2 separate regions of the Homo sapiens genome follow, and region 2 is linked to region 1. The links are chromatin contacts, found by Hi-C or POLR2A ChIA-PET in ENCODE. All regions are on one chromosome and are shown on one strand. Each heading gives the region's core, a stretch centred on a gene start or an enhancer-like site at or near the end of the contact. The rest is flanking DNA. Distances are from core to core; before and after follow the strand shown. Region 1 holds the start of RPL10A (ribosomal protein L10a). Region 2 has its middle 10 kb from the start of MAPK13.

The links. A loop is a pair of places that touch in the nucleus more often than their neighbours do. ChIA-PET counts read pairs that join two places held with the same protein, here RNA polymerase II (POLR2A). Pooled maps may share reads with other maps.
Region 2: a pooled map shows a loop between it and region 1 (4-fold over the local background). The contact joins the enhancer-like site here to the promoter of RPL10A in region 1. A Hi-C loop is called at or near these places in 4 of 50 pooled maps. POLR2A ChIA-PET finds 5 or more read pairs at or near these places in 3 of 52 experiments (T-cell, activated B cell and activated CD4-positive, alpha-beta T cell).

The regions. Positions count from the first base shown.
Region 1 is chr6:35,466,136-35,471,134 of GRCh38, forward strand. RPL10A (ribosomal protein L10a) reads left to right here and starts at 2,266. Exons shown (of 6, transcript NM_007104.5): 1 at 2,266-2,304; 2 at 2,664-2,738; 3 at 2,812-2,892; 4 at 3,246-3,394; 5 at 4,044-4,216; 6 at 4,445-4,645. The coding sequence starts at 2,300. The coding sequence ends at 4,615. It overlaps FANCE (FA complementation group E), which reads left to right. Exons shown (of 10, transcript NM_021922.3): 10 at 109-967. The coding sequence ends at 210. It overlaps MIR7111 (microRNA 7111), which reads left to right and starts at 4,373; the gene lies at 4,373-4,444. RefSeq lists enhancers at 1,706-1,755, 2,032-2,588, 2,766-2,835, 2,896-2,995.
Region 2 is chr6:36,117,814-36,122,812 of GRCh38, forward strand. It overlaps a transcript of MAPK14 not described here. Among named protein-coding and RNA genes, the nearest start is that of MAPK13, 10 kb to the right of the region's middle. RefSeq lists a silencer at 2,855-2,904. Within about 2 kb of position 2,923, at least 23 of the 41 ENCODE cell types and tissues checked have a DNase peak (open chromatin) inside an H3K27ac peak, as active enhancers do.

The DNA of each region.
Region 1 (4,999 bases), core at 1,016-3,515:
TCTTTCCATCCTCCTGGCCTCCTCTCTCCTCAATAGAGCCCCTGGGGTAGTCGGGAGACGGGAGGGATCAGTTGCTGGAGTCCTGACATGATTTTTCCTTCTCCCCAGATCACTGAGACCCAGAGGCTGGGCCTGGCTATGGCCCTAGAACCTAACACCACCTTCCTGAGGAAGTCCCTGAAGGCCGCCTTGAAACATTTGGGCCCCTGACCATCCACCAAGGGACCACCCTCTTGGTGCTCCATCACCAGCTTCCTGAAGGGCATTTCTTTCTTCACCACCTTGTCTTGAGCCCTAGCCTGAGGATAAAGGCTGAGCCTGGCCATCCCAGATTGCAACTGCCTCCCTGTTACAGGCTGCATAGGGAATATTGGCTTCCCAGCCAGCAGGGAGGCTCCTGGGCTAAGGGAGCTCAGCTATATTTTCTTTTTCATTTCTTTTGTTTTTGAGAGAAGGTATTGCTCTGTCATCCAGGCTGGAGTGCAGTGATGCGATTGATCATGGCTCACTGTAACCTCTGCCTCCCAGGCTCGATCCTCCCATGTCAGCCTCCCAAGTAGCTGGGACTACATGCACATGACACTATGCCCAGCTAATTTTTTATTTTGTAGATAATATGCTGGTCAGGGCTGGTCTTGAACTCCTGAGCTCAAGTGATCTTCCTGCCTTGGCACCCAAAGTGTTGAGATTTACAGGTGTGAGCCACCACACCAGGCCAGAGCTATATTTCCAAAGGCTGCTGGCCCCAGGCACACTCCTCATCAATTCTCAGGCTGCAGGGACAAACTTTCCGATAGGGCTCAGTAGGATCAAGCCGACCCAGAGTGGGCATGGGATGCTCCAGGAGGTCTGGGGTACCAGTGGGCTCAGATGAAGCTCTTGTGCTCATGTATATTATGACCTTCTGTGTTTTTGTTTCTGACTTGAATAATTTATCAATGGTGTTGAATAAAAGCAAGTTCAATAATGTCTTTTTCTTTTTTTTTTTTCGAGTCTGAGTCTCGCACTGTCGCCCAGGCTGGAATGCAATGGCATGATCTCGGCTCACTGCAACCTCTGCCTCCCCAGTTCAAGCGATTCTCCTGCCTCAGCCTCTTGAGTAGCTGGGATTACAGGCGCATGCCACCATGACCCGCTCATTTTTGTATTTTTAGTAGAGACGAGGCTGGTCTCAAACTCCTGACCTCAGGTGATCCGCCTGCCTCCCAAAGTGCTGGGATTACAGGCGTGAGCCACCACGCCTGGCCAATGTCTTATTAGAAGCAGTACCTTCCTTCCCATGAATTCTGGGTATTGAGCCCATCCGCACCCCCTCCACTTCCCTGCTCAATGACAAGGAACATCTTTTTCCTGGTGAGGGGAAGGGTGTAGGGTATCTTATTCACCCTCTGAGGGCCAAATAATGTGTAATACCACCCACCCCATCCTATAGGAGCTGCCCCCACCAGGCAGGGGGGTAGGTGAGAATGGGCATCTTAAAGGTGGGAGTGACTCAGTCTGGAGTTCGGGAAGGGTTTTGGGCAGATGAATCCGAGGAGAGATCTGAAGGGCTCTGGGGGTTACTGTGGCTAAGAGGATGAGACCCATTGGACAGAGGAAAGAGCAGAGAAGACACCTTATGGGTGTGCAGTGCTGTGTGCCTGTTTTACATCCTTGTATTCCTGTAGCACCTGGCTAGACGCCTTATTCATAGCAGTCACACTTAAAACGTAGATGTTATCAAATTAACTATCAAGTGAAAGTTCACTTAAGGACTTTCCCAGCTCTTCCCCTCTGCAGGCGTTGAAAGGACAGGAACAGAACTTTCCGGACACTTCCCTTACCACGAGTCCACGTTAGAGCAAGGTGCTGAGGGAGGGAGGTCGGGCCAGGCTTCCTTTTGAGAACATAAGCTGGTGCGGAGGGCGCGAGGGGAGAGGGGTTTGAGGGACAAGCGTGCCGGAATCCACGCTGTCAGTGAACATCACTGGGCTGTACCAGTACGTGTGACTACCGAAGCTCGAGCCCCGAACCCAGCCGCTTCCCTAGGGGTCCAGCAGCAGCGGGCGCGAATCGGCACATTACCGGGGGACCGCGGGGCGCTCAGGACTGCGACAACTCTGTGGGTTACCGCGCCGGCCTAGCGGCCCAGCGACGCCCCCCAGCGGCCAGAGAAGGCCGCGCTTCTCGGGGTTGGCCCACCCAACCGCTCTGCGGGTAGGACCGAGGAGCAAAGCATTATCGCGAGATCAGGGCCACTATTTGAGCGCATGCGCAAGACATGCTAGTCTCTTTTCCGGTTAGCGCGGCGTGAGAAGCCATGAGGTGAGTTGGTCCTGAAAGCCCTATCCGCGTTCATCCGCGCCTTCAGGTGCCCCGCCGAGGGTTCGGATCCTGTAGGCCGCGCCGCGGACCCTTGCGCCACCTGCGCCGCGGGGCATTTCTCAAGGCGGGTCGGCCTGCGGGTCGCCCTTCCTACCAGGTCCGATCACTGAGAGCCTCCCTCTTCCACCGGGGCTTGGGTCTGGGTCTGAGCTCCCGTCGCTCTACTTGGTGTCCGGAATCTACGGGGGAGTCCGCCGTGGGCCGCCCGCCCGTCTCGAAGCCTAGACCTCGGAGGCTTCCAGGCAGTCCGAGCGTGTGGACTCCGCGGCCCTGAGCGCCCTGTCGCTTCTCTCCCGCAGCAGCAAAGTCTCTCGCGACACCCTGTACGAGGCGGTGCGGGAAGTCCTGCACGGGAACCAGCGCAAGCGCCGCAAGTGAGTGCCGACCCTGGGGCACGGCGCGGGTGGCGAGGGCCGGCGGGTGCTTAACCCCCCTCCTCTCTCGAAGGTTCCTGGAGACGGTGGAGTTGCAGATCAGCTTGAAGAACTATGATCCCCAGAAGGACAAGCGCTTCTCGGGCACCGTCAGGTTGGCACCGTTCTGATCCCACCCAGCCCTCAGTGCCCCCGTGCTTGCCCCTCCCCTGCAGGCTCCCGCTGAGCCGGAGGCGGGCACGTCGGTACTGATGTGCTAGGGTAGTTCAGACCCCCTGCTCCGGGCAGGCGCGGCTGGACGGACCCCCACCCTGGGTCTTAAAACATGAGGGGAGGCGTGGGTAGGCCTCGGCCGAGCCCGCCGGCCAGCCTGAGAAGCCAGGCTGGCTGCTGGTGAATGTGAACGCTCCGGGTAAGGCTCGGTGGCTGCTGCGGTCCCAGACCCTTCACCGGCCCTTGGGACCCAGGGCTAGGCGTAACCTGTTGGTGCTGTCCCCCAAAACGCAGGCTTAAGTCCACTCCCCGCCCTAAGTTCTCTGTGTGTGTCCTGGGGGACCAGCAGCACTGTGACGAGGCTAAGGCCGTGGATATCCCCCACATGGACATCGAGGCGCTGAAAAAACTCAACAAGAATAAAAAACTGGTCAAGAAGCTGGGTGAGTCCGGCCGCTGTGGTTTTGCATGTGAGATGTGTGGTGGGGGCGGTAGAAAGGCTTTTCTGCCATTTTCGATTTTTAAATGATGAGGGGCCTAGAATAGCAAAGGATCGGCGGTGGTTGCCTAGCTTGCCTGAGTGCTGTTTTAGCTTTGGGGTGGTTTGATGTTTGTATTGCTATGAGGATTCCAGTTGATGAGGGAGGCCAGGCATTGTAAGTTGACCAGCCAGGTGCTGGTGAACTATGATTTGGAAATCTTTACGCTGCGTTGTTTAGGCAGTGGCATTAGACTGCTTTTACAGGTAGGAAGCAGACATTCCCAGTTGTCACGTGTCCAGGGTCCACAGCTAAGAAATAGGCAGAATTCGAGCCCAGGCAGTCTTGACCAGAGCATCCGTTGTACAGCGGTTATGCCATGGATCATGGGTCAGCCTGGTTTTCTGAGAGCATGTTTTGGGACCAGTGAAGGTCCAGAGGACTTTCTGGAAACCGTTTGGGCTAGGGAAAAGACTGAGGCGGGGTCTTAGAGAGGGTGCTGCTTGGAGGTCACTTACATGATTGATTCAAGTGCGTTTCTGGCCTGCCACATTTGAGGTGTGCCTTGGTGACCAGGTTCTAAGCAATGCCAATGGCTTCCTCTCTCTATCAGCCAAGAAGTATGATGCGTTTTTGGCCTCAGAGTCTCTGATCAAGCAGATTCCACGAATCCTCGGCCCAGGTTTAAATAAGGCAGGAAAGTTCCCTTCCCTGCTCACACACAACGAAAACATGGTGGCCAAAGTGGATGAGGTGAAGTCCACAATCAAGTTCCAAATGAAGAAGGTGAGTGGGTCTGGCGGGTTGCTATGGGTGAAGGTGTTGGCAGGGTCTAAATCTTATCCAAGTCTCTAAATATGCCAGTAAGAGCACCCACCAGGATTGAAACTTTTGGAGTAACCCTGGTCTTGGCCCGGGTCCAAGTACCTGCTCACCAGGCCACTGGGGGAGGAAGGACAGGCCATCTGCTATTCGTCCACCAACCTGACTTGATCCTCTCTTCCCTCCTCCCAGGTGTTATGTCTGGCTGTAGCTGTTGGTCACGTGAAGATGACAGACGATGAGCTTGTGTATAACATTCACCTGGCTGTCAACTTCTTGGTGTCATTGCTCAAGAAAAACTGGCAGAATGTCCGGGCCTTATATATCAAGAGCACCATGGGCAAGCCCCAGCGCCTATATTAAGGCACATTTGAATAAATTCTATTACCAGTTCCCTCTGTCTGCCTGTGATTGAGGGTGGGGGGTGGTTTGTCAGCTGACAAGTGAGGGCCTTGGCACTGCTGATGGCTAGTTGTGTAGTTTGTCACTTTGATGATGGATAGTTGGGTACTATAGGGAAGAGGATGTTTTTCTGCCATCAAAATCAGGCAGTCTTGCATATGTGATAGGGTTGCTAACGGCATTGAAGCTTTTTGACAGGATTGGTCCATGTAAATTTAAAATAAGGATTTTAGTCAGCATTTCTGTGTTAAGAAGACCACATGTGGAGTATCCTATGCTTTGGGTTAGTAATGAGTAAATGTTAAGGAAAACAAGGCACAGCAAACCAGTACAAAAGTATAATTA
Region 2 (4,999 bases), core at 1,673-4,172, 650 kb after region 1:
GTCACCTAGCTTGGTACCTGGCACACAGTAGGCATTCAGTCCTTATTGACCGAGTCCATAAATGACTGTCAGCTTTTAATCCCTTGCAGATCACCTTGTCTTTTGCTTCCTGTTTTTACAATCAATAGTCTTTAGAAGCAAAGATCATTTAAAGAAAAACCAAATATGTAGGGGTTATCTGCCTTGCCTAAGAAATGGTGCTGTGTGGAATTTCCTTGTTTAAGAAGAGATACGTGTTAGAAGAATTGGCTTCTGATTCTCTTTGCTGTGTCTTGCTGTGTAATTCAAGTTGGCTGCACAGCAATTTAATGAATTAGAACAAGAACCAAAAGATTATTGAAAGTGGCTGATGGCCATAATCTAGATAATTCCTACTGTGTCCCCATCCATCTGCCACTTTAAAATGAAAATAGCAAGGCAAAAGAAAGATAATTGGAAGGCATTATGGTGTCTTGCACCCTCATTCAGCCATTCTACAAATATCTATTAGGTACCTTCCATCTGTCAGGCACTGGGAATATGGGAAAGAATAAAAGTCAAATTCCTGTCCCCATGGAGTTGTTCGTTGTTTTCATGGGAAAAGGCAGTGGTAAACAATGACTGTACCATCTCGCTGGCACCCCTAGAACAGAACATCTAAGCACCTGTTGCTGGAGGCCATTTCTGGGCCGGTGCACCTTTGATCCACCTCCCTGGCACTCAACTGACAGACAACAGGATTTCTCGTGGCGTCCAGGGCTGCATGTCCTCTTGGGTTACCTCGACCTGATCAGCTGGCTCCACTGTGTGTTTCCAGTGTGAGGTGTGAGGTCACCATCCGCTGCCATTACACAAAGACCCATTTCCCCTGGGCCATTGCTCAAGTATGACAGAGCTGATTGTCCTGTATGGAAACTCAGCCACTCACAGCTCTGCCCAGTGAGACAGGCAATGACTATCTGATCATGGTTGCTGACACAGTGCTTGTGGTGGGGAGTGTCCCTATCTGGAGGCAAACAGCCGAGTGGCTGCTGTGCCCTCAACAAGCCCCACCCTGCTTCACGGTGAGGAAACAGCCCCCACCCAACCAGTCCTCTCCCCAGCCTCCAGTTGAGTCAGGTGCCCCCCTCCAAGTGTTTATGTAATTTGTGCTGATCTTACCAGGGTCAAAGCACTTACCACATTACTTTGTCTAACTATTATTCTTTCATGACACAAAACATATTTATTGTTGAAAATGTTTAAATGTAGTAGGTAACATCTATTATCCCACTACCTGGAAATAATAGCTGTTGACAGATTGGCATAACTCCAAGAAATTTTTTTAAATCTGGAAAACATCGCTTTTAAAACTCATTATTATTCAGTGATCTGTGTCAATAAATGGCATTGAAACAGCTAGATAGACACTTTCCTCCTTCAGCCACAATCATTTCCAGACAGGTCAAAGATTTAAATGGAGAAAGGCTTTCAAAGCATGTCCCCAAACCTAGAAACCATGCAGGAAAAGGCAAATGAATTTGCCCGTGCAAAAACTGTAGAGCTTTCATACATTGGCGTCCATTTGGCAGGATTCAGTAAGGGCAGAAGCTGTACATAGCTGCGGTTCTAGGTAATTCTAGAACTTTCTAGAAGCTTTCTCGTATGTCAACAAGGAACAGAGTACAGACTTTTCACTCAACATCATTTGTAATAGCAGGAAAAAATGGGAACAAACCTCAAACACCATCAATAGGGGAATAGGAAATAAACTGCAGTATGTATTCATGCAATGAAATATTAAATGGCAGTGAAGACAAATGAACTAGAATGATTCCCCCACCACCACCCCAGACCCCTGATTTTGCCTCTGTCCCAGGAACAATAGGCAATGTCTGGAGACCTTTTTAGTTGTCACACTTGGAGGTGAGGGTGGTGAGCATCTAGTGGGTAGAGGCCAGGGATGCTGCTGAACATTTTGCGACGCACAGGACGGCCCCCACAACGAGGAATTACCCAGCAGAAACATGTCAGCAGTGCCGAGGCTGAGAAACAGAGACGACTCAACATCTTGGCAGATCTCACCAACAACCTTAAGTGAAAAAGGAGGCTGCAAAACGATCTATCTGGCATCGTTTACAGATGCATACGTATATAGTAAAACTAAAAGCAGACGAGAATAATAAACACCAACTTGTAGAGGGGTCACCTCTAGGGAGGGAGAGAGGGCATGGAATCAGAGAGGGGCATGAAAGGGCTTCAGCTGCCAAGAGCCAGACAGCTTAGGTTCTAATCCCGGTTCCACCACTGACACTGTGTAACCTCCGCAGGTTGCTTGATCAATCGGGGCCTCAGTTATCACAACTGTAAAATGGGATGATATTGATAATAGTGCCTTCTTCACAGGATTGTGGTGAGGGTTAAATACGTTAACCAATGTAGAGCACTTAGAACAGTGTGTGGCTCATAGTAAGAACTATATGTTTTTGTCACCGTTTTCATCATGATGATGAGTATCTATGATGTTCTATTTTTAAAATATCAGAAGTGAATATGGCATGTGTGTGAAACATCTCAGCGTTCTGCCTTGACAAGGACCTTCACTCCTCCTCCCACCCCCACCAGCCAAGTGAATTTCACCCTCAGCACTTAGTCTATATTTGTTAAGGCTGGCCATCCGGAACATACTCTCCAAATCTGAGACAATTCATCCAAGCAGTGTGTTTCCTTTTCCTCTTCCCCCACCACCACCGCCACCCCCCACCATGATGCTGGAAACTTTTCTTTATTGATACAGATGATGAGCAATGCGGTGATAAGTGTGTATCCCCCGGCTGTTTTCGCGTTTTCACTAAATTGATGGCTATGGGATTACCGGATTAACAAGGTGCACATTTTGACACTTTGGCAGCATTGCCAAATGGTTCTAAAAGCTTGCCCCAGTTGACACTCCCACCTGCCGACGACAGTGTTGTCACTGTTTCCTGTTGCCGCCCTCACTAGGGTAGGAGCTTCTCAAGCACAGGAACTGTGACATTTGTCCGTGTATTCTCAATGTCTTGAGAGGTGCCTGGCAAAATTTGGTTGAATGGATTAAGGCTTTACCTTAATCACCAGGTAGGTAAGGAGGATAGAGAAAAATAAGACACTCGTGCCCTCAAGAACTTACAATTTAGGTTTGTTTGAAAGTTAACTGAGAATTCCAAGTCTAAGGGTGCTGGTGAGAGTGGCCTGGCAAAGCCAGCCCAGGAAGAGCTGCTGAGCAGGTTGTAAGGAACGAGGATGCCCCACCCCCCCTCCTTGGCAAAGCAGAGGATGGTATTCCAGACAGGTCACAAACAGCTCAAGCAAAGACGTGGTGACAGGGATGAGGAAGGCACGCTTGCGGATCGCTAGAATGGAGGTTGCCTGGGCACAGACACCTTGGAGGATCCGATTAGCAAGAAAGGCAGGGCCTGTCCGGATGGGGGCAAGCCTTGCCCAACAGACTAAGAAGTTTAATCTTTATCCTAGAGGCCACTGAGAGCTACCGGGGGTGGGGCGTTATGGGGAGGCAGGGCTGCTCTGAAACAGGAAGATTAATCACAGCTGGGCTGCCTGCCGCTGGCTGCCTGTCACATGGGAGCTGTGCTGCCCTCAAGCTGCCCAGCTGGAGCACCCTCTTTCCAGGTGACCAAAGCTGGATCCGGGTGCCCCCTGGCTTAGGAAGGGCAGCCCTGGGCAAGTGTGAGGGAGTGAAGACCAGGCCTGAGAAGCAGGGAGAAGCTGTTTGTCAGGGAAGTGTAGTCACCAGGATCAGGGTGGCTTCCCCTCCACAGCCCCTTACTCATCCCTGTTGCCACACCTGTGCTCGGGCTGACAGTGACAGTGGTGTCCTGGAGCTCTCTGTGACTCTTATTTTTTTAGAGACAGGGTCTTGCAATGTTCTTTCTACTTAATTTTATTTCTTACAAAAGATTGGCCTTTCACAAGCATCATCCAGCGCAGCTAAGCATAGTGGTTACTAGCACTGACCCTGGGCAAGACTACCTGGTCTTCACTCCCAGCTCTAGTGCTTACTAGCTGTGTGTCCTTGGGCAAGTCACTTCACCTCTCTGTGTCTCATTGTTATACATAAAATGGGGGATACTGTTAACCCATCTCATAGAGTCCTCAGGAGGATTAAGTTACATGTATGTAAAGCTCTTATAACAACTTTTGGGAAGTAATTAGTGCTCTTTCCATGTTTATTAAATGCATATAATAGAAAATGAATGTATCCAGAGAGGCAGTCTGACTTACCTAAGGTCACACAGCAAATTAGAGACAGAGCTAGAATCAGAGCCCAAACCTCTGCCATGGCAGGTAGCCCTGCTAGTCTTGTTTGGGGTTATTTGCCCCTGACCAAGGTCCATAGGGCTTCTGGGGAGGATCTATGTGTCCTGACATTGGATAGTTTACTTAGAAGGGGTGGAGCAAGGAGACCCTGTGGCCTCTGCCCTGGACAGGCAGGTTGTGGAGGTGGCCTCCAGGGTGCACAGCTTCTCCTGCCTGAGGCAGGCTGCACACAGGAGTCCAGGCAGGACCTGACTCCATTACTGCGGTTTGTCAGGTCAGCACAGCAGAGACTGCCCCAGGCACGAAGGTGAGTTGGGCCTGCATATCAGCTGCACACAGACAGAGATGCAGCGATAACAAGGCTGCTGGGGATAAGGCCCTGCTACATCCCTGCCATTCGGCCAGTCACCGGCTGCCAGGCACTCTTCCAGGTACGTGGAATTCAGTGATGAACAAAATAGACAAAGCCCCTACCCTCGCCAACCTCAAGACATTCTATTAGAGGGGGGCAGACAATAAACAGGTACACAGGGCTTGAAGAACACGAGGCCAGGTAAGGCAGGTGAGCATGGCTTGTAATGAGGTCAGGGGGACCTCGGAGGAGGTGACACATGAGCAGTCCTGAAGGACCAGAGGGAGCACCATGCACAATGCCTGCAACCTGGCATGTGTTGCTTCAGTAAACCCTCCTGGTGTCCCTGGCTATGCAAGTGACATTCTCCCA